2 separate regions of the Homo sapiens genome follow, and region 1 is linked to region 2. A link is a contact called in ENCODE Hi-C or POLR2A ChIA-PET data. All regions are on one chromosome and are shown on one strand. Each heading gives the region's core, a stretch centred on a gene start or an enhancer-like site at or near the end of the contact. The rest is flanking DNA. Distances are from core to core; before and after follow the strand shown. Region 1 overlaps LINC01449 (long intergenic non-protein coding RNA 1449). Region 2 has its middle 57 kb from the start of LINC01450.

The links. Hi-C counts contacts between places; a loop is a spot of excess contacts on that map. ChIA-PET counts read pairs that join two places held with the same protein, here RNA polymerase II (POLR2A). Pooled maps may share reads with other maps.
Region 1: a map of mammary epithelial cell shows a loop between it and region 2 (6-fold over the local background). The contact joins two enhancer-like sites. A Hi-C loop is called at or near these places in 2 of 168 maps with a recorded cell type or tissue (PC-9 and mammary epithelial cell) and 2 of 50 pooled maps. POLR2A ChIA-PET finds 5 or more read pairs at or near these places in 2 of 52 experiments (H1 and MCF 10A).

The regions. Positions count from the first base shown.
Region 1 is chr7:41,106,340-41,109,039 of GRCh38, reverse strand. LINC01449 (long intergenic non-protein coding RNA 1449) reads right to left here. Exons shown (of 6, transcript NR_110832.1): 2 at 1,117-1,181. LOC105375241 (a long non-coding RNA gene) reads left to right here. Exons shown (of 4, transcript XR_927190.1): 4 at 1-172. Among named protein-coding and RNA genes, the nearest start is that of LINC01449, 6.1 kb to the right of the region's middle. RefSeq lists an enhancer at 531-1,730. Within about 2 kb of position 1,284, at least 4 of the 41 ENCODE cell types and tissues checked have a DNase peak (open chromatin) inside an H3K27ac peak, as active enhancers do; they include PC-9 and mammary epithelial cell, where a contact is called at or near this core.
Region 2 is chr7:40,921,177-40,923,876 of GRCh38, reverse strand. It overlaps a transcript of SUGCT not described here. Among named protein-coding and RNA genes, the nearest start is that of LINC01450, 57 kb to the left of the region's middle. Within about 2 kb of position 1,421, at least 2 of the 41 ENCODE cell types and tissues checked have a DNase peak (open chromatin) inside an H3K27ac peak, as active enhancers do; they include PC-9 and mammary epithelial cell, where a contact is called at or near this core.

The DNA.
Region 1 (2,700 bases), core at 35-2,534, 190 kb before region 2:
CATTTTGGTCTGCCCTGCAAAAACTGTCATATTACAGTATCACAGCATTCCTCAAAGTGCATTGTAGAGCATTGATTCTTTGAGGACATTAGTAGGTATTAGGGCAGGGAAATTATTGTGTGTTCAAATATATTTGAAATGTGAGAGTCAATAAACAAGATCCTTACTGTAAGATTTCTCAGAATATTTATATCCCAATGGGGATGTCCCCATTATCCAAGGACAATATCCCAATGGCCTTTGTGCATACATGTTGGAGCTCTAGCATGTAGCATTTCCAATTAGATTTGACCATGGCACTCTACTTTCATGTCCCATCTCCTAGTACTAGTGTGTCACTGAATGCACAGTAAGAAATGCTTGTATATGCACATAGAAGATTACATTATAGTCTTTTGTGCCATGTAGATATATAGATAAAACATATTTTAAAGATATATGCATGTGTAATTTCATTAGGATGAAATTATTTCATAACTGCAAAGAATTCAAGTTATTCATCCTTTGCTAATTGCCTTTGGCTTTAAGGCTTGTCAGAATTCTTCTGCTCATTAAATTCATAATCTCCTTCTGAGGGAGCGTTGAGGACGACTTCACTGGAGTGGCTCACCCACACACAGCCCCCAAATCAGGCTGTTCATCATCTGAGTGTTTTTCTTCAAGCACACAAAGAAACTATTTTCTTCTGGGTAGGGGCTTCCCCTGACCTCCCACCCACCCTGGTTAGGTAAAGAGTCATCCCCAAAGAGATGTGTCATTCTTGGAACAGAACATCCCTTGGCAAACATTCACTGAGTAATCATTCAACTAGAAGCATAAATCTACCCCGAGGGTCGGAAAAACCCATAGTGAAAGAGAATAATGGGCAAAGGGAATTGCATTCCAGGCTATTAAAATAGACACGGGCACTGAAGTGAATGTGCTGAAATGAAACAAAGGGAATTCTCCAAAATTCAAACATGGAACTCTGGGTGATAAACTCTCGACCTGGTCCTGATTAACTCTTAAGTCACTCAGAAGAGATCATCATTCCCTTTTACTCGGGACAGTATGGTGGTTGATCCACACTGGGCCATTTCCTGTTGACTTCAACACGGGGCTGATGGTAAAAACAACCTTTCTTCTTTTTCCCCTATCCTTTCTTCTCCACGCCCCTTCCATATGTGGCTATCATGTTGACCCTGCAAAAGATATTAGACAAAAAGTGAGTCAGAGCTCAGGATTCTCCGGTGAGTCAGAGCAGCCTACCTGCAGCCAGACAGGCCTGGGGCAGAGAGCAGCATTGGCACCAGCTCTGCTCTGTAGGTTGGAACGGGAGCTGAGAGAGCTGTACTTGCTGCAGAGGCTGGCGGGGAAGTTTCTGCTGGGTGGGCTAGGCACAGGTCCAACAGGGATCAACATGTTCTCGTCACGATTCAGACAGACGCCTGACACCAGGGGGGATCCAAGCTGGAGCTGCCCAACAGGTGGGCAGAGCATTGCTCAGAAATTCAGACTGGCCAGGGGCTTGATTTTCAAAGAGGCAGGATATGGAAGTGGTTGGAACATGGGCTTCTGGTCTCATTTCCATCCCTTGTAACTGTGATTGTGGACAAGTTACTCAACCTTCCTGAACCTTGGTTTCAGATAGTGTTACCGAGGCTCTTTTAAAGGATACAAGGAAATAAAATACCCAACATTTATTCAGCACCTACTATACTGTGCAAAAAGTCGGCTAGGCATGATTACATTTAATCCTCACAACAATCCTCTGGAAGAGGCCTTATTATTATCTCCATCTCTGAGGTGAGGAAGCTGATATTCAGGTCACCATCTAGTAAGTGATAAATCCAGACCTGAGTTCAAGGGCCAAAGTTTTAGCCAAATACTCTCACCAAATCCAACTCTTCTCTGGTAGTAGGATACTCCTACTGCTGGTAAGAGTAGGAATGACATTCTTAGCCCAAGTTCTTGATGGATAGTGCCAACGCTTGGAGTAGGGGAAAGGGCAAGGTGACAGCAAGGCTGTGGTCTTCTTAGTCCAAAGTCAGAGCTGAGAAACTCCTCAGCTTGTTAGAAAGGATGCCAAAATCTCACAGAAGGGACTTGAGAACAGAAAGGCATCCACAGAACTCTGGCTTCAAAGTGAGGCACCATGCAAGTGGGCAAAAAACAATGAAGAAGTGCAGGGATCAGCGCAAGGACATGACCCTGGATTAGCATCCAGCACAATCCAGAAAATCAGGAAAGAGTATGGCAGTCTGCTACATGGAAGGTGACTGTGTCCCAAAGACCACTGCAGGACTGCAAGAGGTTTAGGATAGGATGCGTGGGACAAAGACAGTCAGTGTTAGCTCAAGAAATGGAGCTATGGCTGGGCATGGTGGTTCACGCCCAGCACTTTGGGAGGCCAAGGCAGGCAGATCACTTGAGGTCAGGAGTTCATGACCAGCCTAACCAACAGGGTGAAACCCTATCTCTACTAAAAATACAAAAATTAGCTGGGTGTGGTGGCGTGTGCCTGTAATCCCAGCTACTCAGGAGGCTGAGGCAGAAGAATTGCTTGAACCTGGGACACAGATGTTGCAGTGAACCAAGATTGTACCACTGCACTCCAGCCTGGGTGACAGAGGAAGACTCTGTCTCAAAAAAAAAAAAAATGGAGCTACAAATTAAAACACAGACAGAAAGCCAAATGCTGCGTGTTCTCACTTATTAATG
Region 2 (2,700 bases), core at 172-2,671:
CATCAGCAGGGAAATGTTTCTATTCACAGTTCATGGAGATCAAGATCCACGGCCTCCAGGATGACTCAACTGACACTAAAGAAATAAAGACTAGAAGAATGAGAAGCACTCATTTAGAAAAGCAGAGAAGATAACTTAGAATGGGATCTGAAACACCAAATACCATATTTTTGCCAAGGATGTAGGCAATATTGATGGACTAGAGAAAATTGCAGGCCTGGGGAATCTGGTGGTCCCCAAGAAGAACCTTGACCAGTCAGTGCTTTTTCCTTAGAGGAGAGAAGATTTAGGGGCCTGTGAATTTATTCTCAAGCCAGAAATTCTGAAAATTATTTTCTGTCTCCTTGAATTAAGGTAACAGAACATGTTTCAATTTCAACGTTGATTATTGACTCTCTACCTAAGAGCTTTGTGCTCTGAATGGGTAAATGGTGCAAAACCATGGTTAATGATTATCAATGACCAAGCCAAAAATCACTATGTGAGCTAGAATTCTTGTCAAAACTGCTAAATGCCCTTGTTTTTTCTGATTCTCAAAAGGCATTTTTTCAGAATAAATGTCTCCTGCATGTAATATCTTCAACATAAATAGCAGACAATTCTATGATGTTCTCTGATGGTAACTTGCCAAGTAACTGCAATGCTTTTAAAACCAGGTAGGGAACCAAGGGGCCTAAGTTCCTATACAAAATCTCCACAGGGTGCACACCCAGGACAAAACACTGCTCATCTCTTTCTCCTCTTTCTTCACATTTATAGGCTAAGGAGTCTCCCTCAATTTCTATTTTATAGAGGCTCCAACTGAATCTTGAAAGCGCTGGCCTTGATGTCTACCTCTCCACCCATCTCAGCTTTCTAATCTTCCCAGAAGCACATACAAAATGGCCTTCTACCAAAGGGTCTGTCCAGTAGCTAAGAGCTGGGCACTTTCAAGACAGCTCAGAGGGCAAATCTCCTATTAGTAATTACTTGGTATTGCCCATGCCTGTGTAAAACAGCCAAAGGGCAGGAAATACCACCGGGGCAAAGAGGGGAAAGATAGAGGCCTGTAAAGAAATATGTCTGAAGGCAAGTCAGCTATGTGTGGCACTTATTGCAAGGTAAAACTCCACTCACCATTATGAGAAAGTTACTAACTCCAACTCGAGGCAACTGTCAAGGGCACCTTTCAATTTACTAACCCAAAGCTCATGTGGCCTCTCCTTGAATTTTGCTCTATTTTGGATGAAGTGAAATATACCAGTGGATTCTTTCAAGAGAAGCTACAGTCATTGTTGATTTCTACACTCTCAGTAAAGAAACCTTGTGTTTTTTGCTTCCTTTTAAAGTATGCATGTGATGTCAGTTTTGCCCAAGGCTGCTGTCTCTGTCTCCTTGGCAAGGACTAAGAACCCTGCCCCATGAGTCAAGCTCTCTGACTCCTGAGGCGTGAATATGAGGCAGACTGCAAGAGCCACCTAATGAAGAAGGAAGGTGTTCTCTTCAGAAGCACCCAGGTCTTAAAAAGCACAGGCAAAGAGCCAAAGAGTTTCCTGAAATTAGGACTTGGAGTGCTGGTGCTCCTACCACCAGGGAAGCCAGGTGAAACAACATCACCTCTTTCCTGATCAATTTTACAGAAACTCTGGGATAGGTGACAAATACTTTACTAAGCCCAAAAGGGGTCACTAGAAGACATAGTCCGATTTGGAAGAATGCTAAGCTTAATCATTAAGGAACTCCTCACCCCTCTAAACCCTGGAGTAAAAACCAAGTGTCTCTCCTCATAGCATTGGATAACCATGGAAACAATCCAGGGGGTGACAAATACGGGAAGATACATTTTTTTCCTTTCTAACACATCTGAGTTAATATAGGAACACTGGTGTCTCTTTTGAATCTGCAACTTAACTGACTTCACTACGATTTATATTCATGTTATGGATATATGCAACTTCTCCAGGGTAGAGAGAAAAAGATGGCAATATTTAATTTTAATGTTCTAAATAAATGGCTGGAACTGCCACCTCCCTATTGTGAGATTGTCCTCAGCTCCAGTCTAGAGCCTTTCCTTGCATGCTCATACATGCACACACCCACACAAACCTCTCAAAGTGCAGTGGGCAACCTCACTTTCGAGCTGAGGCCCACGAAAAGCAGGAGGTTACAGCCACCACCCCCGGGGGTTGGTAGCTTTGGAAGCAGACAAAGGCCTCTGCAGGAGATGACAGCTGGGAAAAGCCGAGGCATCTGATTGTGCTGTTCTTGCTTACTGGGCTCTTCTTTGCCACTGGAGAAAGTTTAGAGTCCTGACCTAGCTCCAGGAGTTCTTCGAGGTGAAGAGTATTCCAGCCTACACTAAGCCTGGTCTCCCAGTGCCGCCTGCTTCACCTAGGTGAGATCTGAGCACCCTGATGACCTGCTTCAGTACGAAGGTGCACATGGCCCCCAGCCTCTCTCTACCTCCATGGAGGTTTTATTTCAGAACCCTTGCTATTCCCTCTCACTAGGACCTTTCCACCCTGGCGGAGTGCAGCAACTTTGGATTTTGAAAACACAAGGTTCAGGGACCTGTGCTTCTTTGTTTTTAAAAGGCCCCTATAGTCCACATACAAATTTATTCACCTCGCTTCCAAATAATATATTATTTTGTAAAAAAATAAATAAATAAAATAAAATTTAATTTAAAACCAGAATTTTCACCTTACAAGCACCTATTAA